Linked DNA regions of Homo sapiens: regions 2, 3, 4, 5 and 6 are each linked to region 1. The links are chromatin contacts, found by Hi-C or POLR2A ChIA-PET in ENCODE. All regions are on one chromosome and are shown on one strand. Each heading gives the region's core, a stretch centred on a gene start or an enhancer-like site at or near the end of the contact. The rest is flanking DNA. Distances are from core to core; before and after follow the strand shown.

What was found. Hi-C counts contacts between places; a loop is a spot of excess contacts on that map. ChIA-PET counts read pairs that join two places held with the same protein, here RNA polymerase II (POLR2A). Pooled maps may share reads with other maps.
Region 2: a loop to region 1 is called in a map of aorta, with 11 times the contacts of the local background. The contact joins the promoter of BROX here to the promoter of LBR in region 1. A Hi-C loop is called at or near these places in 2 of 168 maps with a recorded cell type or tissue (aorta and naive thymus-derived CD4-positive, alpha-beta T cell), 1 of 37 single-sample maps with no recorded cell type and 12 of 50 pooled maps.
Region 3: a map of B cell shows a loop between it and region 1 (9-fold over the local background). The contact joins the promoter of C1orf35 here to the promoter of LBR in region 1. A Hi-C loop is called at or near these places in 2 of 168 maps with a recorded cell type or tissue (B cell and naive thymus-derived CD4-positive, alpha-beta T cell) and 7 of 50 pooled maps.
Region 4: a map of ascending aorta shows a loop between it and region 1 (9-fold over the local background). The contact joins the promoter of ARF1 here to the promoter of LBR in region 1. A Hi-C loop is called at or near these places in 1 of 168 maps with a recorded cell type or tissue (ascending aorta), 1 of 37 single-sample maps with no recorded cell type and 10 of 50 pooled maps.
Region 5: a pooled map shows a loop between it and region 1 (5-fold over the local background). The contact joins the promoter of SNAP47 here to the promoter of LBR in region 1. A Hi-C loop is called at or near these places in 1 of 168 maps with a recorded cell type or tissue (naive thymus-derived CD4-positive, alpha-beta T cell) and 6 of 50 pooled maps. POLR2A ChIA-PET finds 5 or more read pairs at or near these places in 1 of 52 experiments (GM12878).
Region 6: a loop to region 1 is called in a map of naive thymus-derived CD4-positive, alpha-beta T cell, with 7 times the contacts of the local background. The contact joins the promoter of ZNF678 here to the promoter of LBR in region 1. A Hi-C loop is called at or near these places in 1 of 168 maps with a recorded cell type or tissue (naive thymus-derived CD4-positive, alpha-beta T cell) and 7 of 50 pooled maps. POLR2A ChIA-PET finds 5 or more read pairs at or near these places in 1 of 52 experiments (GM10248).

What each region holds. Positions count from the first base shown.
Region 1 is chr1:225,425,131-225,430,322 of GRCh38, forward strand. It overlaps LBR (lamin B receptor), which reads right to left and starts at 2,908. Exons shown (of 14, transcript NM_002296.4): 1 at 2,824-2,908. RefSeq lists enhancers at 1,318-1,990, 1,991-2,662 and a silencer at 2,495-3,324.
Region 2 is chr1:222,709,532-222,714,723 of GRCh38, forward strand. It overlaps BROX (BRO1 domain and CAAX motif containing), which reads left to right and starts at 3,033. Exons shown (of 13, transcript NM_144695.4): 1 at 3,033-3,411. It overlaps AIDA (axin interactor, dorsalization associated), which reads right to left and starts at 2,960. Exons shown (of 10, transcript NM_022831.4): 1 at 2,677-2,960. The coding sequence starts at 2,786. RefSeq lists enhancers at 2,728-3,642, 4,011-4,230 and a silencer at 2,841-3,060.
Region 3 is chr1:228,101,295-228,106,486 of GRCh38, forward strand. C1orf35 (chromosome 1 open reading frame 35) reads right to left here and starts at 2,031. Exons shown (of 8, transcript NM_024319.4): 1 at 1,840-2,031; 2 at 1,605-1,755; 3 at 1,349-1,394; 4 at 1,184-1,266; 5 at 1,016-1,088; 6 at 786-871; 7 at 45-179. The coding sequence starts at 1,933. RefSeq lists enhancers at 77-797, 798-1,517, 1,518-2,238, 2,239-2,958 and silencers at 866-945, 1,196-1,365, 1,526-1,795.
Region 4 is chr1:228,079,795-228,084,986 of GRCh38, forward strand. It overlaps ARF1 (ARF GTPase 1), which reads left to right and starts at 2,914. Exons shown (of 5, transcript NM_001658.4): 1 at 2,914-2,971. RefSeq lists silencers at 2,211-2,340, 2,351-3,170, 3,201-3,300.
Region 5 is chr1:227,734,145-227,739,336 of GRCh38, forward strand. SNAP47 (synaptosome associated protein 47) reads left to right here and starts at 1,291. Exons shown (of 5, transcript NM_053052.4): 1 at 1,291-1,355. It overlaps JMJD4 (jumonji domain containing 4), which reads right to left and starts at 1,158. Exons shown (of 6, transcript NM_023007.3): 1 at 868-1,158; 2 at 507-672. The coding sequence starts at 1,129. RefSeq lists silencers at 680-879, 1,340-1,629.
Region 6 is chr1:227,561,477-227,566,668 of GRCh38, forward strand. It overlaps ZNF678 (zinc finger protein 678), which reads left to right and starts at 2,080. Exons shown (of 4, transcript NM_001367909.1): 1 at 2,080-2,248. RefSeq lists an enhancer at 2,036-2,315.

The DNA.
Region 1 (5,192 bases), core at 1,658-4,157:
TGATACAATAAAAGCAACATTTAGGAACCTTTGAAGACTCTGGAATTAAGGAGAAAGTTGAATTACCTACCCCAAGGGAGTAGTGGGAGAGTGGGGGGGGAGGCGGGGTGAGGGAGGCCTTTCTTAACCACCACATTTTTTCACTGTTAATCGTCTGTGAAAAAACTTAACAAGCTCTACTAGTTTACAGAGATGGCAGCTAGGTTGGTAGATGAAAGAAAACACAAGTACTTATCTGGTGATTAGAGGATGTCAGTCAATTAACACATTAGGTAAGAGAGGCAGCTTTCTTCCCTACACCTACCTGAGATTGGGCATCACTGGGGTAATGAATGGGTTTGGGCTTGGAGTAGTGGGGAGGAGCCCACAAGTTTTCGGGATGAAGTCAGGCCTGGCTGAGTCACCCGAGGGGCACTTAGGGAGCAGGGGGGCAGTGAACACCTCTGCATGAGCAGGGGCATAAAAACGGAAGGTGACAACATCCAGCTTTGCCTATTTCAACATTTAGCTCAGAGCCTCCAAGTACAAAGAAAGAGGAAGGAAATGTACCCTCCTTCTCTCTTCTCTTGAGCCCCCTCCTCCTCCCTAGGCCCCCCAAAATCAAACCACTCTTACTAGTACTAGCTCTCCTACACTGGTCAGCCAGAGTTAAAAGAAGGCAATTATGTCTTCCTACAGGAAGATGCTCAAGTTGCAAAAAACTCTTTATAAACTTTTGAAACACAAGCCCTTCAGGACGCAGGGGCTACTTGAGGTTTTAAAAGACCCTTGAACAGTTTCTGCGTGTTCTTAAAAACTTATTTACTGGCATCTTTCCATTGCACTTACACACCACATACACAGTATCTGTGTAATATAAACGCAGGCCAGTGCCAAAAAGATTCTTATCAATTATTCTGGGTTAAACAAGTTAACACATATGGTGGATACCTGTTAGGTCTCTAAAGCTTACTTTTTAAAAGAAGAATTAAGATTTGCTTGAAAAACAAACAAAATGAACCGGCATTCTTCTTAGAAGACCATTATCTTATACACAAATGTTCCAAAAGATGAAGCCAACAACATGATGTGCACCCCCACTTTACACAAGATCCACACACAATTGTCAAACGTGAGGATACAGTGCAATCACATCCTAATATATTCCCCCACAGGAGTGAAATAGCCAGGATGGCACACAAAAGCCCCACATTTGTTCGTGTCACTCACTATGCACTCACCTACAGGAGTCAAGATACACACAGGATTTTCTTACAAGAGATGTTTTAGGCAAGTGTGTTTGTAAAGAAAAATTTTGTTCACTGCACCCAATGTCCTCATTCGCCATAAACAGGAAAAACACGGAGACCCTCAGGTTTTTCTCTATTAAGCCAGATGCCCGCTAACTTCAGAGTCAACTGGCACTGCAATCCTCACACATTCCAGCTCCGGTATGTTACTGTTTGTGAACACAACAATTCTCTGCTCATTAACATTACAGGGGTCTCCAGCCATCTTTCCTTCACTTCTCCAAATTCATCTAAACGTGGCATAGAGCAAGACGCTCGAATGACGTTGGACAGCTTCCTTTTCACACCTGAGCCCCGGTAGCCCCACTAGGCAAAATGCAAACAGGAACCCCGGGCCTTGCTCCGCGCCCTTTGCTTCATGAAGCAACAGAAAGGCCACCTTCCTGGCTGTAAAGGCAGAAGCGCCTTCTTCCCCATAAACATCCTTGGGCAGCTCATCATTCCCCTCCTGCTCGTTCTTCTCCCTCTTCCCAGGCAGCCTGAGAAACAAAACTTAAACTGGACTTGTTGCCTAATCTAAATTAGGATCCCTCTGCTCTTCTCCGTAGCTCCATCTTCTCCCACACACCAGTTACTACAATGCGTAACTACAGATCTACACGTGTTTACGTGCAAGGTCCCCGGGGGCCTGTTCACCCTGGCACTGCCCAGGCGCCGCGCCTCGCGCTGCAGGTGTCCACGCGCGGACCACGGTATCTACCGCGCCCTCGTGTGAACACCCGACCGGGCCCCGTAATCACTCTGGGAAAGCGCCTTCAACAAAGCCCTCCGAAAGCAAGTGCTTTACTAAGTGCCCCTTGAGGCTACTGGCAGTGCGAGGCTGGCTGTCATTAGAACATTTTTCTGAACCCTCAAAAAGGTGAAAAAGCAGGACCGTGCTTTAGCAGGAACACGCACACCCGCCTAAATACCCGATTTTTGAGACTGTCCGGGCGAAGGAATTCAACGCATAGGAGCGAGCAGCCATGCAGTGTGCCTGGAGAATCACCAAACCGCGACGACCACGACCCTCAAAGCCAGTGACAAGCAGCGCGAATCTAAGCCCACCTCGGCCGCAGACCCTTCCCCGTCCCGCCAGGCCGCCGCGCCCTGTCAGCCTCCTACTGCAGGACCGCGGGGCCGCCTGCTCATCTGTCAGACGGGCGCTCGGAGGGGCCGGGAGCCAGGCTGCGGTGGGGCAGGACAAAGGCGCCCACGAACCCTCCCTGCCGCCGCCGCTCCACAGCCGCGCCGCGCCGCCAACATGGAGGGAAACGTCCGCAGTTTAAAACCCCCAGCTCCATTTCCGCAGCGGGCCCGGCTCGGGCGAGCTCCAGCCTCGCCCGCCGCCGCCCCGACCACCCGACTGGGCCAGAAAAGGCGAGGAGGGGAGGAGACGAGGAGGCGAGGAGAGGAGGGGAAGGCCGCCGCGCCAGGCCCCGCGCCCAGGGTCCCCGGCCCGGCCGCTGCGCCGGCCTCGGGCTTCCTCCCCCAGCGGCCCCTCGAAGAACGCGCCGCGGGGAGCTGGGAGCAGGGCGGGGGTGGAAGCACTCACCTGCGCCAGGTTCCGGCGGTGACACGGACGGCTCCCGGAGAATAGTCGCACAGCAACCCGGCGGCAGATCCACGCGCGCGACGCTACCCGGCCGCGCTCTCGCGCCCCGCAGTCCCGCAAGCCGGGCGCGCGCCTCCCCGGCCCCGCCTCGCGGCGCTTCTCCCCTCCCCTCGCCTCCCCTCCCCACCGGCGAGGCCGCCCGGGGCTCCCATTGGCTCCTCGACCTTTTGAATCATCCCCGGCGCTGTCGATTGGTCGCGCGCCGTGGCGCGTCCGCCCCGCCCCACCCTGCCTGGGGGCGGGGAGGCCGGTGAGCGGGGGAAACCGAGTCTGGCGGGGCGGCCCGGAGCGCGACGTTTGCCACCGCCTTATCTCAGCCGCCCAGGCGCCCTCGCAGCACACGGAGCCCGCGCGCTCCCGCCCTTTCCCTCCCAGCGCTCGCAGCAGTGTTTGGGGTGCCAGGTGGCTTGGCGAACGAGATTTTTTTTTAAGCTACAAAGAAAACTAATACATTCTTGAAGTGATCACCAAAGATCCGAGCTCGAAAGCGTTTCTCGGTAAAACACTATGAGTGCCCTCCTTAGCGTGTTAAAATCCCACAGAAGCCCCTGGACCAAGCAGCGGCATCGAAGGCGAGCAGGGGCGCTTTTGTGTCCGCGGCCGCTGAACCTGCGTAGAAGCGAACCCGGACCGATGCTGGGACCGGCGGCGGGAGGGAGGGGGAAGAATGGCCGAGGGCTCCTACGACTTACGCTGCGAGGAGGGGCTCGGTTGTTACCCGAGATGCTGTCGAGATGCAGTAGAAAATCCCCAACACCGCGGAGCGTGGAACAAGAAGTTTTATGCGTTACACACCGAAACACAACTTGACCTGCAACCTACAAGCCTGGTTTTAATTGAACCCCAAAATGCTGAGTCATGTCATTGTTGACTCCGAATCTGTTACGGATCCTAAGCTTTTTTTTTTCTGCTAGTTTTCATTATCGGTTAGTTGATTTCCTTCCTTTGAGGTCGAGAGTTTAAAGCAGTCCATTGAAGTTCCCTATTTTGCAGTGTGGTTTTAATCAAAGTATTTCTTAACACCCTAACTAGGTATATTTAAGTGAATTGCTATTTTGGAAGCATTATTAAATTGTAATAATGAATAGAACTTTTCATCTATAGCCTAGCTTCAGCTTTCATTTTCTCATAGAACTACAAAACACCCAGGTTTACTTCTTAAAAAAAAAAAAGTGAAAATACATCGAGTTTTCTCAGTCATTCACATGCAGTGTGAATGAGTTCATCAGAGCCTTTCCTGAGAAGTTCTGACATCAAATTGTCATTGCCATCGAATTTGCCCTTGGTGGAGATCTGTGCAACAGAAATGCACATCGCACTCCAAAGTCAGAAAATCTTTTATTTTTGACAAACCCCCAAGTCTCAATTGTCTTAACCCTTGACATAAGATAATATTAGTCCTACCTCATAGAGTTTTGCAGTAAATTACACAGAAATAAAAGCGCTTATGGGGACCTAAGACAGATCCTATCCCAAATAGCCAAGCAGTGAGTGCTACACTATTCTTTTCTCATATGTTCTACCCAGAATCAAGATTTCACTGGATTTCCCTTGAGGTGCACATTTCCTGGATGATTTCCACTTGTGAAATAGAAGAAGATTCGTTTCAAAAAAAAAAAAAAAAACACCTGGCCAGGCGCCGTGGCTCACGCCTATAATCCCAGCACTTTGGGAAGCCGAGGCGGTTGGATCACCTGAGCAGGAGTTCGAGACCAACTTGGCCAACATGGTGAAACCCCATCTCTACTAAAAAAATACAAAAATTAGCTGGGCACGGTGGCGAGCACCTGTAGTCCCAGCTACTCGGGAGGCTGAAGCAGAAGAATCGCTTGAACCTGGGAGGTGAAGGTTGCAATGAGCTGAGATCATGCCACTGCCACTCAGCCTGGGCAAGAAGAGCGAAACTCTGTCTCAAAAAATAAATAAAATAAATTTTTAAAAATTTTAAGAACCTTATTTTAAAGATCAGGTTTATAAAGTCTCATCATAACAAAATGAAGCCAAAACTTTGTAAATTAACTAGAGTTAGCTTAGCTAACATTTTACCTAATAAATTACTAATGACATTTTTAAAACAAAACTGATTTGACATCAGGAAAACTAAGCAATAATTTTTGTTCATTTCTACTTCGTGGACTCAAACATACCATGAACAATCAGATCTATATGTAGGCTGCTTTCTCAACAAAGGAACTGTTTGGTATTTTTCTCTTCTTTTTTAAGTCTACTAAAGGCTGTGTAAACTTGGAAGTGGGGAATTTTCAGAAAGTTCTCAGAAAGATGCTTGTCACTCACAACTAGCAAGTTGT
Region 2 (5,192 bases), core at 1,783-4,282, 2.7 Mb before region 1:
TGAAACTGAGATAGAGGCAGTGGGGTTGGACAAGAGACTTTGCAATTTTAAACAGGGTGGCCAGAGACAGCCTCACTGAGGATATTTGAACAAAGACCTGAAGGAGGTGACAAAGTGACCCAAACAGATAATGGGGGGAAAAGTGCCCCAGAAAAAAAATACGAGAGCCCTAAGGCAGAACTATGTTCCAGGAAATAGCAAGGAATGTGGGAGCACTTACTCTTTTCATACTTCCGTAATTGCAACACCCAGTTACTCTAAAATCTTCCATTGGCTTCTCAGTGCTTTGAGGGCAGAAATCAAATTTTATTCATCTTTGTATCCCTAACCCTTAGTTGTTGAGTCATGAAATTGTTTAAGCTACAGTATTATTACATTATGAGAATACAGATATGCACTATCTCTCCCCCTACATCCCTCGCATAAAGCAGCTCCTGTGTGTTGTATGGCGATAAGATTGCTGCCTACCCAATTAGAAATCCCAACGATCCTAGACTCTTCCTCCTTCTACACCCTCGACATCCAGTCAGTAACTAAATCCTGTCAATTCTTGTTTACATCATTATAGTGGCCCCCAATTGGTCTATTTTGCTGCAGCCTTTCCTCCCAGATATTTCAAATGAAAAAGATAATTTGCATTCATTTCTGGATATATTAGGTAATTTTAAACTCTTGACCTCATTTTATATGTAGCCTACATGTTTACAGAATTTAAGCCAATCATTACATGTTTTCACTGAAATTTGACCCTGGCAGTTTTTATAATTTGAGGACTACTAGAATCATGAAGTTCAATGGTTAGTACTGAGGTCCAACAATGGATCTGCACATGCCTATCACCCTCACCTTCATGTTCCTAGAAATTCAAACTAAACAGCTTGCATATTCAATTTTCCTTTGTAATTTCAATTGGACATGGTATTCTTCACTTTCCATTGTGAAGTCGGCTGCCCAGTGTCAACAGCTGCTAGGTCTCACCACCTCACAAGTAAGAGATGGCTTTCTATTTCAAACTATGCAATATTAGTTAATATACAGAATGGGTATACATAGGTGCTTACTAATTGGCTACAGTATGGAAGGGTGTGTTCTCCAGTAATAAAGAAAATCTTATCATTTGTCTAATTCACTTACAGAATTACTCTCTCAGTACATCTTAAGCACTCTGTAGTAGAGACAGGATTTGGATTTTCTTTTTTAAATCCCAGATTTCAGTGGTATCAGCTTGTGACCTGAGTAATCTGTTTAACCTGAGCTTCAGTTTTCCTCATTTCGTAAAATGAGAATAATTATATTCTCACTGGGTTATTGCAAGAGCAAATGAAATCATGTGAAAGTGCAAAACAAATGCTAGTAGTTGTTACACATCGCAAAATGGCTCAGAGCACGGGTTTTTGTCAGAGCTTTTTGAAGCTACAGGCGATTCAAAGTCAGTACCTACACATTTAAATTATCTTAATAGATAAAAACAAATAACTATTGCGGGGAGACGATAAGAGTTTAGATCTTCCAAGTACCAAGCGTATATTCTTGCCAGAAATCGTTGTGTGTCGGGGGCGGATGGGGGGTGGGGGAGGCCGGGGGTATTCTACTCATACGTGGTTTCATACTCAGTGAAATCTCAAACAATAACTTGCTTTAAACAGAGAATAATTAATGGCGAGTTTGCAAACAATAGCATTTTGGCAGACAGTTCTTAAGTTCAGTAAAATGTGCAAAAACCTAAGCAAGGTTTTATGTGTATATAAATCTTGTCTTTTATTTTTTAAGACAACCCTGAAGTTTTCTGTGGAAACCAGAAAGGGCAAGAAATTGGTCTTAGGTTGCTCAAGGAAACTGGTACTCACTTGTACCCTGCGGCTATACATTATATACAGGAAAAGGAGGAGGGATCCAAGGAGGGCGTGGAGCTCCTGTGCGTGGTCCATTAATTCACATTTTGCTCTCTTCGGTTCACATCCTGCGCGGACTCCACCCAAGGCAACCGAGCGAGGGGGTGGGTGGGACTCACAGCCTACCAAATAACAGTCCCAGAAACCGAAACGAAATCGAGGTGGAATTCTGAAAACACGGCTCACCAGAAAGAGGGGTGGAGAAGGAGCGCGAGAGGAGACCCTTCTTTTGGCAGAAGAGGTATCCCTGGCCCTCGTTGCTTCCTGGGCTCCCCCCCATCCCCTCAATCGCAAACAGTTCCCTCCTTTCCTACGCATGGAAGAAGGAAGACACACACAGAGCAAGGCCACTCATCCTTGGAACGTGGGCGGAGAACACACAAGTATTCCTCAGAGAATTTCAAAAGGAAATCGAGGAAAAGCAACCTGGGAGAGGAGGAGGAAAGGAAACTGACTGCCAAGTGGGGGACCCGCGAGACGGTGGAAAGGAACTAAGCAGATAGCCTGCTGGGGCCTGCGCCCCAGGAAAGAAGGGCTACCTGTTGAATGGAACTGTCCCTGCGGAGGCGGAGAGGGAAGAAGGCGAGTCACCCCAGAGAGCGGAGCCGTTGTCCCTAGAGCAGCCTCGCTGGGGCTGGTGGCGAGGGATCTCAGCCCCAGTGCCTGCGGAGCCCCACCCTGAGAAGCCTTGGCTGCAGATACGGTGATGAGAGACACCGACAGAAACAAGGGAGAGGCGCACGACTGGAGCCGGTCTGGCCTGCTCCCGCGGTTAGTCACTCACATCTGATACTCGTCTATCGCCTCCACCAGCTGGCCCCAAGAGTCGAAGTCGGCGCCTCTCCTAAAACTGGCGCCCCAGCGCTGCAGCAGACTCCGGGTCACCTCCGACATGGCCGGTCCCCACCCCGTCCCCTCCCGCCCCTACCCCAGCAAGGCCGGGTTCTAGGGCGCCATCCTCCCCCGGCCTGGCCCCGACATTAACAGGGCCAGGAGGAACCGCTACGGCCACCACCGCCACCCGCCGAGGAGCCGCCCAAGCCCATTTGCCGCCACAGCCAAACTTTGCGGCTCCAAAGCGACCGCCCCGCCGAGACCCCGCCCCCGAGGCCCCGCCCCGGGTTAGGTTGAGGCCGCCCCACTGCGCCGAGGGCCGCCATCGCTATTGCGGCATTCTCCCTCGGCTCCGGAGGTAGGGGCAACTCTTCTCTTCCTGTCTGGGAAAAAGACCATAGCTCAAAAGGAAGGCCGAGGGAGAAGTTAGAAAGGGATGATGAACGAAGCGTTTTGAGGGGACTGCAACGCCGCGGCAATACCCGCCCCTGAGCTGCGCGCACTACCGCCTCGGTAGCTATCATGGCCGCCGGGTCACGTGACTCCGGCTTGGCGCCGTCCTGGTTTTCCGTCACCCTGGTTCTGTAGTCTCGGTTCTCCGACTCCCTCTTTTTCTCGCTTGTGGACTCCGATATATTGCCCTTCTTCCCTTAGAAGAACTGCTGAACCGACTCTGAGAAATTTGGTAAGTATGTCAGAGGATGGGTGTTTCTCAGTAATATCCCCCGCTACTTCCCCGGAGTCTCAAGCAATAGGATCACCCCCTTTTACATTAGTCTCCATAGACCCCTGGACAGTGGACCAAAAGTCTCCTTCTAGTGCCTTGAAACAAACGACAGAAAGAAAATCCATATTGGTCACCACAAATCAGTGGCATTAACAGCTAGATCCGCTGAATCCCCTTGCCCCGCATCTCCATTGGTCATTGGAGAGCTTATAATACAAGCTAAACTGGGGTTCGTTCGGCCGTTGTCTGGCCACCTCTCCCGGGTTGACAGTATCGGCTTTCCACAAAAATGCCTGTTTGGAAAGAGGGGAACTCAAGTGTTGGCGCGTGCGCACGGTCGCCGCCCGCTGCCTCGAACGGGACTGGGCACGGGAGGAAGAGGCTGGGTGGTAAACAGGAAGTGGGCGCTCAGAGCTCGGGGGCGGCGCTCAGGTAGGTTCCTCTGGGGACTCGGGGCTTCCGGGGTGGGGGTCCCTTGTTAGGAGCGGGAGTCCTCTTGTGGAAGTGTGTTAGCTTACAGCTTCGATCCGAATGTTGTATTGGTGGCTCTAAAGGCACCCTTGTCCCTGCGGGTGGGTGTGTCGTTCTTCTATCCCACCCTAGGAACTCCCGAAAACTGAAGACCGCCGGGTCGCAGAAGGGGAGAAGATGGGGCAGGGGCAGAAACCCTCTTCTTTCCTGAAGTAAAGATTCGCAAAACTTCAGACATTTTCATCCAGGAAGTAGGAGGCCGCATTAAAAGAAGTATTTGTGGAAGATTTCGCAGCCTCAAGTGCTGAGTGTGATATTATTTGTAGGCACATAGATGCTGTATTAGGCTATCGGAATTTATATGGAAGATGTGTAGAAGATGATATTTTCTGAAATAACTCGTTAAATGTTTTGAGTCCTAAATAAACCTGCTCAGTTTTTCGTTGGGTACACACTGTATTCTCTATTCATTAAGTATGTGGTGCTCCTCAAAACCAGCTTTGTCATGAATAAATAGCATAAAGGAAGCACTTAATGTAGGCATTTCATACACTGTACAGCCACCATTATTTTCTAATACTAGGAAAAGTCGATTGTCAGAATTTTTTAGTGCCTTCAAATTAAATGAACCTTATCAGAATTTTTTCTCAGTTACTTCCTGGAATCTAATTGCCATGTTTAGGTCTTCGCCTGGGCTTTCTCCTTATTATCTGCTGCACTACCTACCCAAGGACATTTAGACAAGACATGCTGCTTTTTTTTTTTTTTTTTTTTGAGACGGAGTCTCCCTCTGTCGCCCAGGCTGGAGTGCAGTGGTGCCATCTCGGCTCACTGCAAGCTCCGCCTCCTGGGTTCTCCTGCCTCAGCCTCCCAAGTAGCTGGGACTACAGGCGACCGCCACCATGCCCGGCTAATTTTTTTTTTGTACTTTTAGTAGAGTCACCGTGTTAGCCAGGATGGTCTCGATCTCCTGACCTTGTGATCTGCCCGCCTCGGCCTCCCAAAGTGCTGGGATTACAGGCGTGAGCCACCGCGCGTTTTTTTTTTTTTAAGTAGAAGGCATGGAACTTAATTTTTTTTTTAAGTTGGCATCTCACTTAGGTGGTGTTCCAAGTTTTTGTTTTTTGTTTTTTTTTTCCTTTTTCCTTTTTTGAGATAGGATCTTGCCCTGTCGCCCAGGCTGGAGTGCCATGGGGAGATCAGGGCTCACTGCAGCCTACGTCTCCTGGACTCAGGGGATCCTCCCTCCTCAGTCTTCCCAGTAGCTA
Region 3 (5,192 bases), core at 781-3,280, 2.7 Mb after region 1:
ACCAGGCCCCCACCCCCAAGAGGCAGATATGGACCAGGGCATACCTCTCAGGAGATGTGGGAGAGGAGGTGGCCTCAGCTGGCCGCCTGTGCTCTTTGTCTTTCTTCTTCTTCTCTTTCTTGTGTTTCCTCTTTTTCTTTTTCTTCTTCTCCTTCTTGCTTTTCCTGTGGCTCTCACAACTACAAGGAGGATACAAGGTGTGCCTCAGACCCTAGTCTTGCAAGCCAAGAGAGTGAACACAAGCAGGCCCCATCCAGATGAAGCCACCACCCACAAGTGCGTCTTTAAATCAGTTAAATCAAACTACAAATTCCACTCCTCAGTTACGTAGTCACGTGGCCAGTGGCTACGTGGGTTAGAAACAGATGCAATATCCCCATCTCCACAGCACGCCCCTGCCCCACCCCAGCCGTGCCCTTGGCAGGTTGACACCTTCCTACCTGCACCCACCAGGCCACTCTTAGGGTCAGGCCCAGGCTCACCATCCAGGAGAAGCCCTGGAGGTGCCACCCACGGCAGGAAAAGGCCCCGCCCCAGGTCCTGAGTGCCCTCCCACGGCACAGCGCCCGACCACTGCCAGTACTTAGGACCTCTCTTCAAGGGTGACCCGAGAAACTCCCCTAGAGAAAAACCTAGGAGTAACTGGGACAGGAAGTAAAGTAGGGCAGGCCACCCGCCGGGCCGGTGCGCCAAGAGAAGCTGCCACCTGCCCGAGTGGGAGCCGCTCCGGTCCTCCCGAGACCCCCCACCCCGGGGCACAGCTAGCCCAGGTGGCACAGCCTCACCTGCTTTCCGTCTGATCCTCCGCCCGCGGCTTCCTCCTGGCCGAGGCTGCCGAGGTCCCGGGCCCGCCGCTCTCTACGCGGTGATGCTGCGGGAGAAGCGAGCTCTGCGGAGGAGTCTGCGGGCCGGCCCCACACCACGCCCCGCAGCGCCCCGGGGAGCTCCGTTCAGTGCCCCCGCCCCGCCCCACCCCTGTTAGCCCCTGCTGCGGTCAGGCGGGGCGGGGGATTACCGTGAACACAGACAGCCCCAGTTTGGCGGCCTCCTTGTCCTCTCGGGACATCGCCACGCGGCCCACGGAGCCACTGCAGGGACATGGCGATGAAGACAGTACGGCAGGGGTCCGCCTCACCCGAGCAATCGAGCCCAGTGCTGCCCTCCCCTGGAAACCCGCCCGCACCTTGCGCTCCCCAGCCCCAGCAGCCGGTCCACGCCCTTCTCCTCGGGGTCGCCTCCTTCCCGCTTGCAGACCTCCGCGAAGTCCTGCAGGTGCGAGAGCACAGGGAGCGCTCGAGTCGGCCCCACACCCACGGCCCTCCACGCGCCCCCCACCCCGGGGAGTTACCTCCTTGCTCAGGCCCGTGGGCTGCTTCTTCACGTTCTTGTAGCCACTGCGAGAGGGCCGGGGCAGGCGTCAGGACGGACGGACCTCCTCCCACCACAGGTCCTCACCACTCCAGCCTTCGTCCTCAGGGTCCCGCCCGCGCGAGTCCCCGCAGCCCCGCTCCCGCCCAGCCCGACCCCCAGTCCCCGGCCCCGGCCCCACCCTGCCCCGGCAGCGCCGTCCCAGGCACCGACCGCTGCCGTCCGCGGACACTCACAGGGCGGCCAGCAGCGCCTCGCGCTCCGCCTCCCGCACGGCTGCCAGTTCCTCCTCGCGGCTCGGGCCCGCGCATGGCGCCCGGCCCTTGGCGTACCAGGTGAGGTCGCGGCCCTTCTGCCAGCGGCCTACCGGCGCCATCAGCGAGTTGCCTGCGGACGTAGACGCTGTGAGTCCAGCGCCCGCCCGGGATCCCGGAGCCCGGAGCCCGGAGCCCGCCCACCGCGCGCACCCACCCAGGTAGTTCTCCCGCTGCTTGTCAGTCTTCACGTCCTCCCAGTTGAACTGGTCCTGCCCGCCGCGCACGCCTCCACGACTGGAGCCGAACATGGCGCCGGGAAGGCAGTTGCCTGGGGCCTGCGGCTTGCAACCTGCAACCCGCAACCCGAGACCCGCTACCCACTACCGTCGGACCCAGGCCCGACCCCGCCTCCGCGTCGCGCGCCGTGACGTCACTCCCGCGCCCACTCGGCTTCGCCGCGCGCCTCTGCGCAGCGCACTGCCCCGGATCTGTGCTCCCGCGCATCACCTCCACGTCGGCTTTGGGCGCCTGCGCACTGCGCCTACCCTGCCGGGCGCGGGAACGCCTCTGAACTGGAAGTTTAAAAATGGTTAAAACGGGGCCGGGCGGAGTGGCTCTCGCCTGTAATCCCAGCAAGTTGGGAGGCCGAGGCGGGCGGATCGCTTGAGGTCGGGAGTTCGAGACTAGCCTGTCCAACATGGTGAAACCCGGTCTCTACTCAAATACAAAAATTAGCCGGGTGTGGTGGTGCACACCTGTAATTCCAGCTACTCAGGAGGCTGAAGCAGGAGAATCACTTGAGCCGGGAGGCAGAGGTTGCAGTGAGCCGAGATCGCGCCACTGCACTCCCGCCTGGGCGACAGAGCGAGACTGTCTCAAAAATAAGAAGTTAAAATGGGCCAGGCGCGCGCGCGCCCCTGTAGCCCCAACGCTTTGAGGCTGAGGCGGGAGGATCTCGAACCCAGGACTTCGCGCCACTGCACTCCAACCTGAACGAGTGAGCGGACCCTGTCTCATAAAAAAAGAAAAAAGAAAACACACAAGATGCGCCTAGTTAACACCGCCAATTGGTCACTGCTAGTCGCGATTCCATATCGGGAGCTTAACAAGGTAATGACCTTAATGATTTGTGGAATTTCTGAGTATTACCCAGTAAACTTCTGGATGAACCAGCAGCTACCCAGACACCCTCAGAGCACTGGTCCTATCCCTGCCGTGTTAAACTGAATGTGCACCCTAACTCCCATGTGAAATCCTCACCCCAAGGCGTTGGTGCTTCGGAGGTGACTAGGTCATGAGGACAGAGCCTTCATAAAAGGGACCCCAAGAGCTTTGTGCAGCTTTCTACTGTGTGAAGGCAGCGGGAAGGAAGTCTGCAGTCTGGAAGAAACCCCTTACCAGAACCTCAGCGTGCTGGGCACCCTGATTTTGGAGGTTGTGACGTACCCCTGCTTCCCCTTTCCACTTTCATTCCCAGTGCTGACTGAGAAACAGAGTCCCTTGGCCACTCTGTGACTTCGCCAACTGTATAATTTCCTCTGCAGACTTGAACCCGAGCCATAGCCATGAACGTTCCCAGGCACAGATGACAGTAACTAGGTTGTTGCTCAAAACACAGAAAGAAACTGGACTCAGCCTGAGCCAGATTCCTCAAACCCTCATATAAATTCCATTCACCAACCCCCTCCCCCACGGACATACCTAGAGAGAACTTCATTTCTCTCACTGCCTATTGCAAGAACTGCTGCAGCCCACTCTGTACAAAAGCCCCACGAATAAATGCTCTGGGCGAATCACCCTGGCATGCTCAATCTGTAGAATCCTAACCAGCCCCATCTCAGGATGGTGTGGGGCACTCCCTTGTGGGAACTCTACTGCCACCACTTTTGGGGCAATTCCAGCCACAGGTTGAACTGGATGAAATACAGGTCTACTGTCCTGTGGGAAATTTCTGTTTCTTAGTGACCCAGTCCATGGGTCAGGCTGTTAGAGCAGGCTGGCAGACAGCCACACGTCTGGCTCATCTATCTACTTAGCAAGTACTGGCTGCCATCTCCCTCATGAGGCACTGCATGAGCTTTCATCATGGAGCAGGTGCATGGCGAGGGCAGAGCAGCAGGCCACAGCCAGGCACACAGAAGGTGACTGGCCGACTCCCAGGAAGGCTCCCTGGGGTGTAGGGCATCATCTCCTGGGTGCCATTGCAGCTTGCCAGGCCAGGGTGGACTTGGGCCATGTGGGCAGGGCCCAGCTGTGGAGTCTGACCACTGACTGGATGTCAGGTGTGGTGGAGAGGGGATAGCAGGGCCAGGTGGACATTGGGCAGGAGTCCAGGACGGCTCTGAGGCTCTGGTCTGGGCAACTGTGAGGATGAAGCAGCCACCTGTCAACATGAGGACCAGGTTTGTGGGGAAGACCTGGTCAGTTTTGAGCCCATTAGCCTGACAAGCCGTAGGCCACAGGAGGAGGGGTCACCAGGGTGGAGGTTGCATGGCCTGTGCCTGCTGGGTGGAGGCCCAGCTGGGGGCACTGGTCACAGTGGTGTCCTCTGTGACAGCAGCGAAGCTGGACCCAGGAGGGTGGCGGTCAGGGAGTGGAGGGGCAGTGGAGATCCCAGGGGAACCCACTATAGTGGGAGGAGGCTGGGTAGTGGAGGGGGGGGGCCAAGTGAGTGCACAGAGTGGCCGGGCAGCTGGCTCTATATGCCACAGGGATTGAGCCACAACTTCAGAGACGGGGGCTCCAGGGAGGCTGCTCAGGAAGTAACCCTGCAAGGCAGAGTCCCAGGCAGCCACACAGCCCATCCACGTGAGGTCAGGCACTGCTCGGTCACAAGGACAGGGGCAGGGCCAGAGGACATCCCTTGCAGGCTCTTCTCAGCAGAGCTGAAGGCCAGCGGGATGAGCAGAGGGCCAGGAACAAGCTTAAGGGGCAAGGGATGGGCCTGCAAGGTGGGGACACTGCCCAGGCTCCTCAGTTATAAGCACTGTCATCACAGGGGCATGACAGAACACACTCCCACACCTCCCTGGCAATCCCAGAACACCACTGCAAGAAGTCTTTGTCGGGCACTCCAGGTGTCAGAGAGACAGCCTGCCAGGTGGGACCCAGTAACATCCCAGGACAGGGACAGGAAGCAGTCTGGGCCCTGAGCTGTCCAAAACCTGGGTTGTTGTGCGTGTGGAAGGTGCCTGCACATTAGCTGGAGCTGGTCCTGAGTTAAATCAGCCTCTGGACAGATGAAGCAGGGTCCGTGGATCTCCCTGGGCTGTGTGTAACTGCAGTGCTCTGCAGACCCCATTAAGAGTCAAGGACAACCAGGGCTGGCTGCTCCTCTGGGGACCCTCCCAGGGCAGGACCTTCCCTGGGGCAGCCTGGGAATGCAGGGCCAGGGCAGGGAGCTGCAGGCTGTGGTCCAGATGGTCCTAGGACTGCCCCACCAAGGTTGATGCCTGAGTCCCAGAACACCCAGCCCCTCCTAGGAACCAACCTGAGGGCCACTGTGCTGTCAGAAGGGCAGTCACCTTGGTGCCCCTGAGGCTGGGAGGGCAGAGCTTAGAGCTTGGT
Region 4 (5,192 bases), core at 1,664-4,163, 2.7 Mb after region 1:
CATGGAGTAGTCAAGCTCCAGAGGGGTTCCATCCTAGCTGTGTGACATCAGGTACGTGTGAGACCTCTCTGAACATCTGTGGCCTGGCTCAAATGCCGCACACTTCATAGCCCTGCACTCAGAGGTTGACCAAAGTGCCTGCCAGGCCTGAGGTGGGCTGGGGTCCCCTTCACCTAGCCACAATGGCTGCCTACTAGGTCTCCCACATGGGTATTCCTGCTCCTTTGCCCCAGACAGCCCATCTGTCCTTCCAGCCACCTTCCCTAGGAGGCCAGCCCGTTCTGTTGTTTGGCATCCCTGTCTCTGACCTGGTTCTCGGGTGCAGCCACCCCCAGAGGAGAGAAGCCCAGCCCAACCTGAGCTGGCGTCTTTGAGACTGACAATGGAGGCGGCCACGAAGGCTGGAGGGTCCCTGCCCAGCCTGGCCCCCAAACCCCTCCCTCCAGTCAGCTCATCCCACCCCTCTTGGCTAAACCTCATCTGATCCCAGGGACCTCAGAGGAGAGAGAAAGGGATCCCTACTCCCTAGGCAGCGTTGGGGGAGCACCTGGGCCTCAATTACCCCAGGAACTCACTGCCTGACACTTCTTAACTCCCTAGTGGGTCTCCTTCCAGGGGCAGAAATCTGGGTGTGACTACCTGGGCTCCCCTGCGCCTGTTTGGCCTGAAGACATCATCTTTGCCCCGGTGGTGGTGGGGAGCCCAAACCAGGAGCACAGAATCAGCAGGAAGGGACTTTTTATTATTATTATTTTCAGACAGGGTCTCACTCTGTCACCCAGGCTGGAGTGCAGTGGCACAGTCCTACTAGGTCACTGTAACCTTGAACTTCTGGGCCCAAGCGATCCTCCCACCTCAGCCTCCCAAGTAGCTGGGACTACAGGTGTGTGCCACCACACCTGGCTATCTTTGTAAAATTTTTGTAGAGATTATGTTGCCCAGGCTGGGGAAGGTACATTTCTTAACCCTAGGGCTGGCTATACAGGAATCCATTTTATTACTTTTTAAACTGTGCATGTATCTGACATACACTCTTTCCTGTCTGCATTTTTTCACATTAAAAAATATATATTTTAAAGGGGCCAGGCACGGTGGCTCACACTTGTAATCCCAGCACCTTGGGAGGCCGAGGCGGGTGGATCACCTGAGGTCAGGAGTTCGAGACCAGCCATGGCCAACATGGTGAAACCCTGTCTCCACTAAAAATACAAAAATTAGCTGGGCATAGGGGCAGGCGCCTGTAATCCCAGCTACTTGGGAGGCTGAGGCAGGAGAATTGCTTGAACCCGGGAGGCGGAGATTGCAGTGAGCCAAGATTGTGTCACTGCACTCCAGTATGGGCGACAGAGCAAGACTCCATCTCAAAAATAAATAAATAAATAAAAAGTATTTTAAAGGAAGGGGAGGCAGGCTCTGGTTCCCACACAATCCCCGCTCAGTGACCCTGGAGCCACCCCTGGCCACGCTCTGCCAGCAGAGAACCAAAGCCAGGTCCCTTCAGCCCTAAAGAGGCCATAACCACATGTAACCCCCGTGAAATGTCCGCACATGGCCCCGCTCTGGCTGAGCAGGGAGAGGCAGCACAACCAGAAGGTTCCACAGGCATCCACAACCCTCCCTGGGGCTTTCCAAGAGTATCTGAGATGCCTGTAGGGTGGGAGACGTCCTTCCCCTAAACAGACAACCCTGCCACAGCTTCACAGAGGTGAGATTTCGGAAGGGAGCCCCAGGCAGAAAAAGGGACTAAATTTGGGGGCAGGAGGGTCACCGCTTTTGGGGACCTTCGTAGCCCCCGCAGGTGCAGCCCTGGGGGAGAGATCTGCCCATCGCAGCCTCCAGAGGCAGTGAGGACGCCCTGCCCAAGGGGCAAGCAACGTAGGTGATGGGGGCAGCAAAGGGGCGCAGGAGGCCTGGGCCAGGCCCAGTGATCCCACCCCTCAGGCCCTGCCCCCGGGCCTCGGCCTGCACAAATCAGGTTGATTCCCGACCTCCACAATACCCAGGGCACTGTGCTGCAGGGACACTTTCCCACAAGCCCAACCCCTCACAGCAGCACAAGGGAAGAGGCAAGAAGACCTGAGGGTGGTGGGCAGAGCCAGGCCTCCAGCACACGGAACACAGAGGGACTGCAACGGTCCTCTGTTCAGGTGCCTGAGAGCGGGATCTCCTCCGCCTCAACTGGATCTCAGCTTAAAGGCCAGCTCATTAGAGACCACTGTGACCTCCCTTCTGGGCGGCCGTCCCCAACCCTGGGCCCCACCCCCACGGCCCCCGCCTCACCCCGGGGTCCCCAGGCCACCTCCTCCTTTGCTTCATCTGCGGCCAGCTCCCCGGCGTCTGCTCCGGGCCCAGGTATGAGCCCGCGCGTCACTGCGGCCGCCGGGGCGCCGAGGCCAGTGCGGGGACACAGCAAGCCTCCCGCCTTCGGACCTTCCGCCGTGGCCCCGCGAGTGCCACAGGTTTCCACAGGGCCGGGGCACGTGGACCCGCGCAGCCTGGGAGCCAGGAACCCCAACCCCGGCGAGGGGCGCCTCGCACCCCCGTCCTCACGCAGTCCCCGAGGCCTCCCGGTGACTGCCGGGTGTGGGAGGAGGAAGGTGGCAACCAGCCCCGCAGCTCCAGTTGCTGCAGGAGCCCCCCGGGCCTCAGTCTCCAAATACGCCAAACGGGCGGGAGTGAGCCACAGGCTGTCTTCGCGGAAGACTCACAGGCGCAGGCGCAGACGGGTGCGCGCCCCTAGGGTGCGCGCGAGCTAAGACCGCGGCCCGGGGCAGGGTGTCCCCGGCCCCGCCCCCTGCAGCCCTACCGGAGCCAGCGCGCCTGCGTCGCGGGCGCACGGTGGGCGGAGTTCCCGGCGTCTCCGCCCCTTACCCGGCGTGCCCCGCGCCCGGAGGCGCTGACGTGGCCGCCGTCAGAGCCGCCATCTTGTGGGAGCAAAACCAACGCCTGGCTCGGAGCAGCAGCCTCTGAGGTGAGGGCGAGGGGCGCGGGCCGGTGTGGGCCGCAGAGACGTTGGAGCCGGCGGGGGCTGGGGACTGGCCTCGGGGCGACTTGAGGTTCGCGAAGGGCACGTCGACCCCCGCGGCGGCGGCGGCGACAGGGCCGGGCCGGGGGCGGACGCAGACGGGCCGGGCTGAGGCTGGGGCCCGGCCGGAGTCGGGGCTGGGCGGACGGGCGGGTCGGTGAGCTCCTCGCACCCCTCACAGGTTCCCGAAGTCGCTCGCGGCCGCTTGTCCTCCTCTGCCTGTCCCTGCCCCCGCCCGTCGCCCGGAAGTCCGCTTGGACGCCGGGCTCTTCTCCAGGAAACCTGGGCTTCCTGCTTCCCTCGCCTCTGCCTTTCTCGTTTCCCGAGGCCGCCCGCGCGTGGACGGTTGGGATTAGCGGCCGCGGGGGCCGGTGGGGGTCGTGGGGCCTCCCCCACCCGAGTACAGGCGAGCGAGCGGCATCCGGGCGGACCCCCGCCTCGGGGACCGGGAAACTGAGGCTCGGGCGGCCTGAGACGCCGTCAAGGTCATGTAGGTGGTGGGGGCTTGCATCTTCGCCTCCCGACTCCATCCAGTTCGTGTTTGCTGTGAAGACGGTACCGGGTCAGGGGTGGTGAGAGCGGGCGGGCAGGTGGACAGGAACCCCGTGCCCTTCCCTGTCTGCTGAACGGAATGCGTGGACCTCCGGGGGAGCCCAGAGTGCCTCCCTTCACACCAGTGAGACGCAATTTGGGGTCAGCACTCAGGGCACCGGTGGCCTCCAGAGGGCCGGTCGATCTTCGCTTTAACTCCAGGGTGGTTTCCTTGACGTTGTCGGCAGTAGATAAGAAGGCCTCTTCTGAGCTGGTGAATCTTTAACCTACCTGAATCTTTAACCTGCCTGCGGAACGACCTGCTCGCAGACTCTAGGCCGCAGAGGCCGGCCCCAGCGCTCTCTCGGAGCACAGCCTGGGTGGTTACGGCGTGTGAGATTGGGGCTGGACAGCCGTGCGCACCTAGAGTGTTAAATAACCATTCCGACGGCACCTCCTGGCACTCCCTTTCAGTCCAGGCAGCCAGTTGCTGCTTTGCAGGAATTGAGCAGAAATGCACTCGGAATCGCGGGCAGGAAAAGAAGGGAGGTCGGAGGCTTTGGATGGTCCCCGAAGTCGCCGCCTAGTTGAGAGCTGTAGAGTTGGTGCCACTGCCCCTGTTGGAGTGGGCAGTTGTAGTTCTTGTTTCAGAACTAGTGGTCAGCAGTTTTCTTTGCCGGCTGTTGCAAGGCTGGTGGTTCTGGCGTTTTCCGCAGTGTGTTGGGAGGAGTGTGAGATGCCGCGGTGCAGTTGTGTGCGGCCCCTGTGGCCCTCTGCTGTTGCGTTAGCCATTGTCTAACACGTGTGACCGCATGGATGGTGTCCTCATTTAATTTGAATTTTCACCAGCACTGCCTAGGTAGCCAGAACCATAAGGTCCTGAAATGCCGTACTATTAGCTGGGTCCAAAATTGAGAAGAATTGAGTAGTGTAAATGTTAGTCACACATCTCATTGGACACATTGTTAGAGTGTGTTGTCCATGTTTTCACATGTTGGTAGACTGGAGAATAGCTGTCACTTGTCTTCAGGCGTATCTTGTTGAAAATAAATCCAAATCACTGCAGCAGTAGGAATATGCTGTTGCCTGTGAGGCAGATTTTCGGATTTGCTAGTTGAAAAAGATTTGAAACAGTTGGTTTGGACAACAGCTGAGTCACACAATGACTGTGAGTGAAAAGCAAAAACTGGTTCTGTGCCCCTCACAGTTCTGGTTTTGTACATCATGTGGTCTAGCTATGGGCTGTACCTCTTGCACAATATGGAGAGGACATTCAGACATCTTCAACTGCTCATCTGCCCCTACGGACCAGACAGGCTTGAAACTATAGGAAGATGCATTTGACCTTTCATTTTTCAGTTCAGTAGAATTTAATATGGACTGTCAGCCGCTGCGGTGATCATGGAAGTAGACCTAAGAGAAAAAAACTTGTGCAAGTTCACACGTGGAGTAGTATATGACCATGGTTTCAGAGAACTGAAGCAGTTCTTTTTAGATTCTTCAAATTAAATGTCTCCTTGGTGTATTTAAACCTGCTGTTACTCACAGGCCAGGCTCCACCAAGCTTTCCTACACACTTCTTCCTGAGCTGTGACCATTCTCCTGAGCAAGAGGCTGCAGCCAGCCTGGGCTGGCG
Region 5 (5,192 bases), core at 41-2,540, 2.3 Mb after region 1:
GCAGCCCCCAAAGAGCCCCAGACCCTCCTCTGAGCCAGACGCTGCTGGCGGGGGAGGGGGCGGGGCAGTCTGACTACAATGGTTCTGCTTATTAGAAAGTACTGATCATGCCTATAATCCCAGTGCTTTGAGATGCTGAGGTGGATGCATCACCTGAGCTCAGGAGTTCAAGACCAGCCTGGGCAACATGGTGAAACCTAGTCTCTTTAAAAAAAAAAAAAAAAAAAAAAAAAGCCGGGAGTGGAGACGCCTTCCTGTAATCCCAGGTACTAGGGAGGCTGAGGAGATCTCTCTCAAAAAAAAAGGAAAAAAAACCATATTGACCTCCCAAAGAACAACACTTGCAGCCATGCGGAAGACAATCCAGTTTCTTTTAAACTGATTAAAGTGCCTCACGGGGAAAAATAGCTCCGTTGTGCACCCAGGGGCCACCTTCATCAGAAAGGCCTCTGGGTTCACGCAGCGCTAGGGAAGGCAGCGCCTCGGTGCGTCCCAAGCCCCATTACCTGCACAAGTGCCAGTCTTTGAGGTAGAGACAGCCCCTGGGAGAGGAGTAGCCCGCCTGTATGTACTCTTTCCAGTAGGTGATGTAGTCTCTGAGAGTCATGTGCTCTTTGGGGTTCGAGTTGTATTCCTGGACCCCACAGTTTGCAACTGGTACAACCACGTCTCCTGAAATGAAAGGCACGGTCCATGCCATCTCCCTGGGCCCCGTCCTCACTCCAAACCGTCTGCAGAGGAACTCTCCAGGGGCCACGCGCCTGGCCTCCCTCACCCTCCCTGGTGCCCCTCTCTAGGCGGGGGCCTCCCGGGCCTGGGTCCCGCCGGCCTTTCCTCCCCGCCCGGGGTCTGCGGCCGCCGCCCCACCGTAGGTCCGTAGCAGGTGGTCGAAGTCGGGCCTCCCCGCGGGCGTCACCCAGCGCCGCCGGCTGCCCCAGCCCTGCGTGAAGGCGCTGGAAAACACGCAGGGCAGGTTGGGCAGCAAGAAGCCCCGCACAAAGTCGGCGTAGGAGAAGGCGCCCGGCTCCGAGACGAAGGCTACCCGGCCCGGAGCCTGGCCGACGCCGGGGACATCGACCCCCAGGCCTCGGAAGTGGCTGTCGGCGAGGGCGCGCGTCTCGCGGTCCATCCAGCTCAGCACGGGTCGAAGGACCCTCCTCCTCACTTCCGCCGGAGCGGAAACGGTGAGGACCAGCCTCGGAACCAGAAGACGCAGGGCGCCGCGTTTCTGCCCCGCCAGCGCCTGGGGCTCCGGGCCTGCACGCATGCGCGCGGCTCGCCGCGGTCTTCACTGCGCAGGCGCCGAGCGGCCGAGGCGCCGCGGTCGGCTCTGGGACTCGTCTGGCGTCCCTCAGGTGAGCGACGGTGTTGGTCTGTTGGGCGCCCGGCCCAAGCCAAGCCGTAGCGTCCGCCCTCGGCTCAGTCCGCGCGCTGTGGCTGACACAGCCCGAGCCCTCCTTCCCGCATCCCCGGGGGGTGGGGGGTATGCGGGCTGCGCTGGGAGAGGGGCGGGGACAGAGGCGGTTCTGGGGGCGGGAGTGCGGCGGTGCGGGGGCGCCCAGGGATGATGGGACCCGGAGAGAACGGTGGGACCCAGAGGGAGAGCTGGGGGGCCCTGGGATGGTGGGATCTAGCGGAGATGGTAGGGTCCTGGAGGAGATGGTGGGGACCTGGAGAGGACGGTGGCACTTGGAGGGGATGGAGACGGGATCTGGAGGGGACGGTGGGACCTGGAGGGGATGGGGACAGTGGGGACCTGGAGAGGACGGTGGGATCTGGAGGGGATGGGTACAGTGGGGACCTGGAGAGGACGGTGGGGACCTGGAGAGGACGGTGGCACTTGGAGGAGATGGGGACATTGAGGACCTGGAGGGGACAGTGGGGATTTGGAGGGGACGGTAGCACTTGGAAGGGATGGGGACAGTGGGTTCCTGGAGGGATCAGTGGCACCTGGAGGGGACATGGGATCTAGAGAGGATGGTGGGGACCTGGAGGAAAATGGTGGGAGGGCTGGAGGGGGCAGGGTAACCTAGATGGGCGAATGGGGCCCACAGGGGACCTGGAGGGCATGGCAAGGGGCCCCAGGGGATGACGGGTGTCTGGAGAAGATGGTGGGGAATGAGGGAGGGTGTGAAATGAAGGTGTGGTGGGAGTGTGGGTAGGGATTTGGGGCTGTGTACACATGAGCAGGGCTGAAGTGGGAGGACATCGGAGTAGTGACATGAGGAGTGTTTTGCCAAACTTGCAACTGGAGTTACCCCAAAAGTGGCGGCAAGGGAGTTCCCCACACTATCCTCAGGTGGGACCAGTTGGGATACCAAAGAAAGAAGTGCTAAATGCATGGTAAGCCCAGAGCAGTTTTTTTTTTTTTTTTTTTTTTTTTTTTTTTTTTTGAGACAGTATGCAGTGGCACCATCACAGCTTACTGCAGCTTCCACCTCCTGGGCTTGATGAATTCTTTAATTCTGCTTCAGCCTCCCAAGTAGCTGGGACTACAGGCATGAGCCACTATGCCCAGCTTAGTTTTGTTTTTTTGTTTTTGTTTTTTTTTTTTTTTTTTGTAGAGACAGGGTCTCTGTGTTGCCCAAGCCGGTGTTGAACGTTTGGGCTCAAGCAATCCTTCTGCCTTGGCCTCCCTAAGTGCTGGGATTACAGGTGTGAGCCACTGCGCCAGGCCCTGCCTAGAGGTTTTGTTAGGGGAACTTTCATATAGAGTGGGCTGCGGTAGTCCTCGAGACGGGCAGTAAGGGAAAAGGGATGTCCTCCCTAGGTATGTCTCTTGGAAGGGGTGTGGGTTATGGAGTTTATAGGAAGGTTTCAGGAATTTGGCTCAGGGCCAAGGCCGTTTTCTTTGTAGTAAACCTAGATACTTTCTTCCATGCCTGGAAATGTTAAAGGCCCTGGATTGGGTTGAAGCCTGGTGGGGAAAACCTGTGGTTGGGGCACAGAGGGATCAGGGTACTCTGTGATTTTCGGCCAGGACACGAAAGTGGGGCCATGGGGGACCCTATGTGATGTATGTCTTGGTGTGCTGGAGAAATCAGCTCAAAGCTACCCACATGGATGCAGAAGGAAAGATAGCAGATTTATTGCCCCCGAAGCCTGGCAGGCTGTGTGCACATAGGTGCTCTGCGAGAGAGTGCAGAGTCTGGGCAGCATTTCCCAGGCGTCTTGACAGGGAGGTGGAAGGAGGAACAGTTAGAACCGCTCATCTCTCCCAGAGAAATGAGAGGCAGCTTGTGCTGGTTTGCACACAGTGCGAGGCCTTTGAGTTAGGTTTGGAGGTCTGATGACATTCTAGGGGCCATCAGACCATGACTGTGTCTTGTAAAATCTGGACACTGGGCTATCTCATTCCAGACCAAACAGAGGCATCCTAAGCGGGAGAGGGGCACCTGCCTTCCCTTTATGAAGCAATGGAAATGTTGTTTTATTTACTCTTATAAGTGGGGATATGGGAGGTTCTAGGAGTGCTGGGGCTCTGAGCCTTGCTGGAAGACTCTTTCCAAGGGGTGTGAGGTTTACCCAGGAGAACAGGGAGGAGCAGAAGAGGGAGGACCAAGGTCTGAGGAGTTGGAGGGAGGACTAGGAGGAAAGTGAGTTTTGGGAGTCTGAGTCCAGGTAAAGGTGGGATATGAGGGCAGGGACAGGAGGCGGAGAGTTGTTTTGGGGATTGTGTGATTCAGTGCGTGCTATGGTCCCTTCCTAGTCAGCCCTATTGTGGCTTGTGTGATCACGGTATGCAATTGTTTATTGGGGTTTTTTTTACACTAGAGAATCAGAATGTCTGGAGAAGTTACAGTTGCAGAGAAAGAATCACCTCCAGTTCCGTCCAGAGATGACTGGGGTTTTTTTGCTTTGGTTTTTTTTGGTTTTTTTGTTTTTTGTTTTTTGTTTTGTTGTTTTTGCTGTTTTGAGACCGCGTCTTATTCTGTCACCCAGGCTGGAGTGCAATGGCATGATCTTGGCTCACTGCAACCTCCGCCTCCCAGGTTCAAGTGATTCTCCTGCCTCAGCCTCCTGAGTAGCGAAGATTACAGGCGCGCACCACCACGCCCAGCTAATTTTTGTATTTTTAGTAGAGACGGGGTTTCACCATGTTGGTCAGGCTGGTCTCGAACTCCTGACCTTGTGATCTGCCCGACTCGGCCTCCCAAAGTGCTGGGATTACAGGCGTGAGCCACCGCACACCCAGCCGAGATGACCGTTTTTTATTCCTGGTGTAGAGCCGGCTTTTCTACATTCCTTCACACATACATTCATTCATTCATTCATTCTCTCTCTCCACTCTTCTCTCCCCCCAGTCCTTGCCTATACGTTCACGCACATGTATGCACACACACTCACACATACACAGTCTCTTTCTCCATCGTGTATAATATACATATATAAACTTTTGCTGCTTTTAGTCTTTTGTTTTTTATTTAACAATATGCTGTAACATCTTGCCACATATTGACCTCAATATTGACAATTAATTGACCTTAATTGATCTTGCCACATATTGTTCCTTAATTGCTAGTAGTCATTTGATTTTGGTTGTGGTGCATGCAGATCATGGGAGGCCAATGGGGAAGATGTGGGGAGCAGAGTGTTTATAATTGTCTCAAGATCTTGGAATATGGTTCCGAGTTTGCCTCATGGGGAAACTGAAATTCAGGTGGGCATTGCCTGGAAGGAGTTCCTGCAGCTCCGTGGTTGAGCCTGTTTCCTAAGAAAGGAGCATTTGGGCTAGCAGGTCCACAGCTCCCTGAGATCACTGAGCCCCTAGGACTTGGTGGGAGATGGAGCTCTCGTTCTTGAGATGGAACTCTGTGGTTTAGTTCGCTGGTCCGCAGGGTGCCCCCTCGGGTCAGTGTCACCACTGTATACGCAGGAGGCCTGGAGTGTTATCAGCTCTCATGGGACTGGAACATAGGCTTGTGTCACCCAGAGCCCGCTAGATCAGCCCTGGCATCGCTTGGGAATGGCAAGAAATCCACATTCTTGGGCCCCACACAATACTCCATTAGGATGGTTTTTTGTTTTTGTTTTAAAACGGGGTCTTCCTCTGTCACTCAGGCTGGAATGCAATAGCGCTATCTTGGCTCACTGCAACCTCTGCCTTCTGGGCTGAAGTGATCCTCCACCTCAGCCTCCCAGAGTGCTGAGATTACAGGTATGAGCCACTGTGCCTGGCCAGGACGGGTTTT
Region 6 (5,192 bases), core at 830-3,329, 2.1 Mb after region 1:
GCAGCCACCCCATCAGTAGCCCAGCTCGCTGCCCGGGGCGGGGCGGGGAGGGCCGGGCCGGGGCCAACCTCGAAGGCTCAGGGGCGGGTTCCCTGCCGTCCAGGGTGTCTTCCCTCTCCCGGGACGCCCAGGGAATTTAATTCACTCATCCAGCGCCGCTGGCACTGTCCAAGCCGGGGGAAGGGGCGGGCAGGGGAAGCGGGCCCCACAAGACACCAGCCAAGACCTCCGCTCCAGAACGCATGGGCTACTTTCCCCAGGGGAAGGACATTGCCTTCTCCAGCCACCAGGAAAACCGTCCCTGTGCACTCGGAATCCCATTGCCACCAACTTCGTATAAACTCCATTCCGGAGGACACGAGACAGACCCAGGCCTCTGCCCCGTGGGCATGCTCGGTGCCACAGCTCTCGCTAGAGGGACGGTTGCACTCTACAAATCTCGGGGCCCACCGCACCAAGAGGACAGGGAGGAGCCAACAAAGGAAAAGTCCTATGAAACGCACCACCAAAGCAACCAATCCAACAAAAAATACGTCTCAGGGCTCTGTTGGGTCACTCCGTTAGCCCTTCCACCCTGTTCTGGCCCAGCCCAAGCACCCTCCACCCTACCCTGTCCTGCTCAAAGGGGCCCTGTCTACCGGAGCAGAACACTCCCTCTCCAAGGCTCTATGGCTCTGTAAGTCCCTCATCCTCTCTCTTCTTCTTCCCCCTCCACCTCGTGCTCTTTCTGTAGCCTTCTCTCTCTCTCTCTCTCTCTCAATCCTGACTCACTCTGCCTCTCTATCACTGTCTTTCTCTCCCTCCGTTTCTATGTCTCCATCCCTCTCTCTTGCTCTCCTTCAAGCTGCCTGTGTCTGTGTCTTTGTCTGTGTGTCTGTGTGTGGGTGTATGTTTGCAGGAGGGGCAGCGAGGTGTGTCTGGGTGCGTCTCAGCCCCTCTCTCCCGGGATCCAGGGTGTGTGTGTTGGGGGGAAGCTGTGGAAAGGGTGTTGAAGGAAAGTGACAATCAGCTTCCTGAAGGGCACTGACAGGCCATTATTCCTGTGGCTTGGCAAATTTTCTGTTTGAACTTATTTCTTGTTAAGGGTCCAAGTGTACTGACTATGGAGATAAGAAAAGAATAGCTCTAAGTAGCTGAAGCTCTGTGAGGTACGGAAGATTTTTCTGGCCCAGAGAGACTTGAGTATGGGATTTGAGACACATCTCCACACCCTTTCCCAGGGGCAATTGTTTAAAGGTATGTTGTTCCTAACTAGCTGTCTCATCTGGAATTTGTGATACAAAGAACAATGTATAGCCAGTCAGTGACTTCTGGATTTTAATGTAAATTTTTGATGAAAATTTTAGGAACTGCCTCTTTTCTTAAAACCCACTTGTAATGGTTACTAGTTGGAATGTATAATCAGGGCAACTTTAGTCTATGCTCTCAGGTAGGTATCCTAAACATATGCTTTTGAATATACTTTTGAAAATAGATTCTGACTTTTTTATTATGATGGGTTGACAGGGGACTGGCCTGGGACACCTGCCTGGGTGTAAATACCCCAACCATGCGCTGCCCTGCCCAGCAGAAGAGGCGGGTGGACAGCAGGCCCCCTTTGGTCAGAAACACATGCATTGCATAGCTGTTCTGGACCTGGGTCCTGCTTGCAAGGACAGTTCCACAGGCGCACCGGAATGCGCCTCCCCTTTCCACCCGCCAGCATTCCCAAGCACGCCTCGGCTTCTGACTGTTCTGTGCTTTGGGAGGAAAACTCATCTTCAGGTTTTTCTCCAACAGAAGATGATGATGACGTTGTTTAGACACTCAGGAACAGAGATTGCAGATTGGCTTAAGAGTGCGCCCTTTATTAAAGATGGTATGCATGGAAAGACATGGAACAATTTTGGAAGGATACAAAAAAAATTGCCCATTTTGTTAATAGTCTCATTCAACCCCTTTGCTGACCTCATCTCCTGTCACTCATAACCAAAGGAGGCGGGTCCTGGAGCCCTGTCCAATCAGGGACATTGACGTGGGAACTGTCCAATCAGGAGCGCAGCTTGAGAGGCGGAGGGGGTTTCCGGGATCTGGCGGGGCCTTTGTCTTGTGCTCCAGCTGGAGCTTTGGTCCCGTATTCTCGGCTATTTATCCCCAGCTGCGGGAGGCCCTGGTGACTCTGCTGCTGCAGTGTCTGGTTTCCCTGTGACCTGCAGGTACTGGGAGTTACATAGCTAAGATGCCAGGACACCCCGAAAGCCGGAAAACGGTGAGAGTTCCCGGGAGGGTGTTCCAAGATGGCGGTCCGGCCTCCCGGCGTCAGCACTAGAGTCCGCGGCCCGGAGTCCCGGCTGGCACCTGTGGGATCTGTCACCTCTGGGTAGGGGCGGGGCCAGGCCGCCGCGGGATTCTCCTCCCATCACTGCGCCGCGGCTTCCGCCCCGGCCTCTCTGGGCGGCTATGAAGCCGCAGCCCCGCGGGTCCCCCAGACTGTGTGCTTTGTCCAGAGGGGAGGGTCATCGGGGAGAAGCCAAATCGGTGTGCGAAACATGCGTGGGAAGAGCTGTTCCATGGGGCTTATCTTAGCTGTGCAGTCCATCCTTTTTCCTGTGAAAAATGGAGTCACTTTTAAAGCTTTGAAGAGTTTGAGGAAAGGGAGTTTCATGAATGGGAGAGCGCCCAGCTATGGTGTGTGGCTTGTGGGTTTATGGAGGAGGTGCTTGAAGGAAAAACTTTTTTGTAAGGTGCATGAGGAAGCAAGCCAAATTTAATAATTGACGACAGTTACAGTCACCTTATTTGGACTGTCCAGGTGGAAATTTCCTGGTTATTTAATTACTGATTAATTGGAGTTTTGTGATTGGTTGAACTTGGATTTTGTTTCTACTTAAGGCAGTCATTAACAAGAAATGCATTTGAGCTATTAATATTCTTTTTCATGTAGAAACGCAAGACACTAGAGCCACCTCAGTCTAATTGCCTGCTAATTATTTTAACACTGCACAAGAGACTGCTTTTCCCCTGCATTTTCCAAATAACATGGAAAGCAGGGTCTTAAATCCACTCCTCTGTTCTCCCAGCCTGACTCTGGCCTGCAATAAAATACTAAATTTTCAGTTTCTTTCCAAAATTCATAAAAACCACCATCACCTCTTCAGTTCACAACACTGTCAGCTATTTGTCTTTTATTGCGTACTCCAGGCACAATATTTTAATTAATCATTTTTTCACAGAACATTGGAGGGCACTCTTTGTTGTTGCTGTTGTTGTTTTGTTTGTTTTTGTTTTTTCTTTAAGAAGGAGTCTCGCTCTGTAGCCCAGGCTGTAGTGCAGTGGCGCGATCTTGGCTCACTGCAACCTCTGCCTCCCGGGTTCAAGCGATTCTCCTGCCTCAGCCTCCTGAGTAGCTGGGATTACAGACCCGCGCCACCACCCCCGGCTAATTTTTGTATTTTTAGTATTTTGTATTTTAGTTTCACCATGTTGGTCAGGCTGGTCTCCAACTCCTGACCTCGTGATCCCCCGCCTTGGCCTCCCAAAGTGCTGGGATTACAGGCGTGAGCCACCACGCCTGGCCTGTTGTTTTTTCCCTACCCGGCTTTTTTTTTTTTTTTTTTTTTTTTTTGGTTGAGTTGGAGTCTCGCTCTGTTGCCAGGCTGGAGTGCAGTGGCGTGATCTCGGCTCACTGCAGCCTCCGCCTCCTGGGTTCAAGCGATTCTCCTGCCTCAGCATCCCAAGTAGCTGGGACTACAGGCGTGCGCCACTACACCTGGCTAATTTTTGTATTTATAGTAGAGACGGGGTTTCACCATGTTGGCCAGGATTGTCTTGATCTCTTGACCTCGTGATCTACCCGCCTCTCCCTCCCAAAGCGTTGGGATTACAGGGGCGAGCCACCACGCCTGACTTGTTGTTTTTAAGAGGATCTTGCTCTGTCATCCAGGCTGCTGGAATGCAGTGACATTGTCATAGCTCACTGAAGCCTCCAACTCCTGGACTCAAGTGATTTTTCTGCCTCAGCCTCCTGAGTGGCTAGGCTTAAATGTGTGTGCTGCCATGCCCAGCTAATTCTTTTTATTTTATTTTTTTGTAGAGATTGGGTTTCGCTAGTTACCCATGTTTGTGGAACTCTTTAAAGATTTGTTATCTGTTTGTGAAGGCAGAGAATAACCTCTTGGCACTCTATTGTAAAGAAATATTTGTGCCACTCTGCTTTTTATCTTTCCTAGGCACAGACGCCTTGTACAAAATCTTTGAAAACTTTGGAAACTTTACAGCTGGTTGTATCCTCAGCCACTCTTTTTTATTTTTATTTATTTTTTGAGACGGAGTCTCGCTCTGTCGCCCAGGCTGGAGCGCAGTGGCCTGATCTTGGCTCACTGCAAGCTCCGCCTCCCGTGTTCACGCCATTCTGCCTCAGCCTCCCGAGTAGCTGGGACTGCAGGAGCCCGCCACCATGCCCGGCTAGCTAATTTTTTTGTATTTTTAGTAGAGACGGGGTTTCACCGTGTTGGCCAGGATGGTCTTGATCTCCTGACCTCGTGATCCGCCCACCTCAGCCTCCCAAAGTGCTGGGATTACAGGCGTGAGCCACCGCGCCCGGCTCCTCAGCCACTCTTATCCTAGTCCTGAATTTCAGAATTGTCTGGGAATGGCCCAAGATGCCCACAGTGGCTATGTCTCTTGGAGTATCTAGTGAATTTTGGTTCCTGGGTTTTTTCCTCCCAGAGGACAGCCTATGGCATGGAGATGGAGCCTCTCAGTGAAGCAGCTGGATGTCCTGGGGCTGAGAGAAGTCTTCTGGTACACCCTTCACCTAAAAAGCTAACCCCTTAGACATTCTCCCCCAACCCCCAATTTCATTGCCTGGAGACACATCAGTGGTGTTGGGAAAAGACAGAAATAATTCCTGCCCTCTGGATTCTCAGACTTGTGAAGGGAGAAAAACTAGTCCAAAGGACAAGCAATAACTACTCCAGTGAGCTGGTGCGAGAACATGCAAAGCAAAACATCCCTGGGGCACACCGTGAGGCACAGTGCAGTGTCTCCAGACAGAATGGTCAGTGAGCACTTCAGTGAGCAGAATGAGGGGTGGGAGAATGTCCCAAATTATAGGATAGCCTGACTTGACGCTTGAGTCGGATGTGTCTGTGTTCCAGGTAGTACTGCTTCTCCCTGAGTTTGTCACCTTAAAAAGATTTGTTCACTTATTT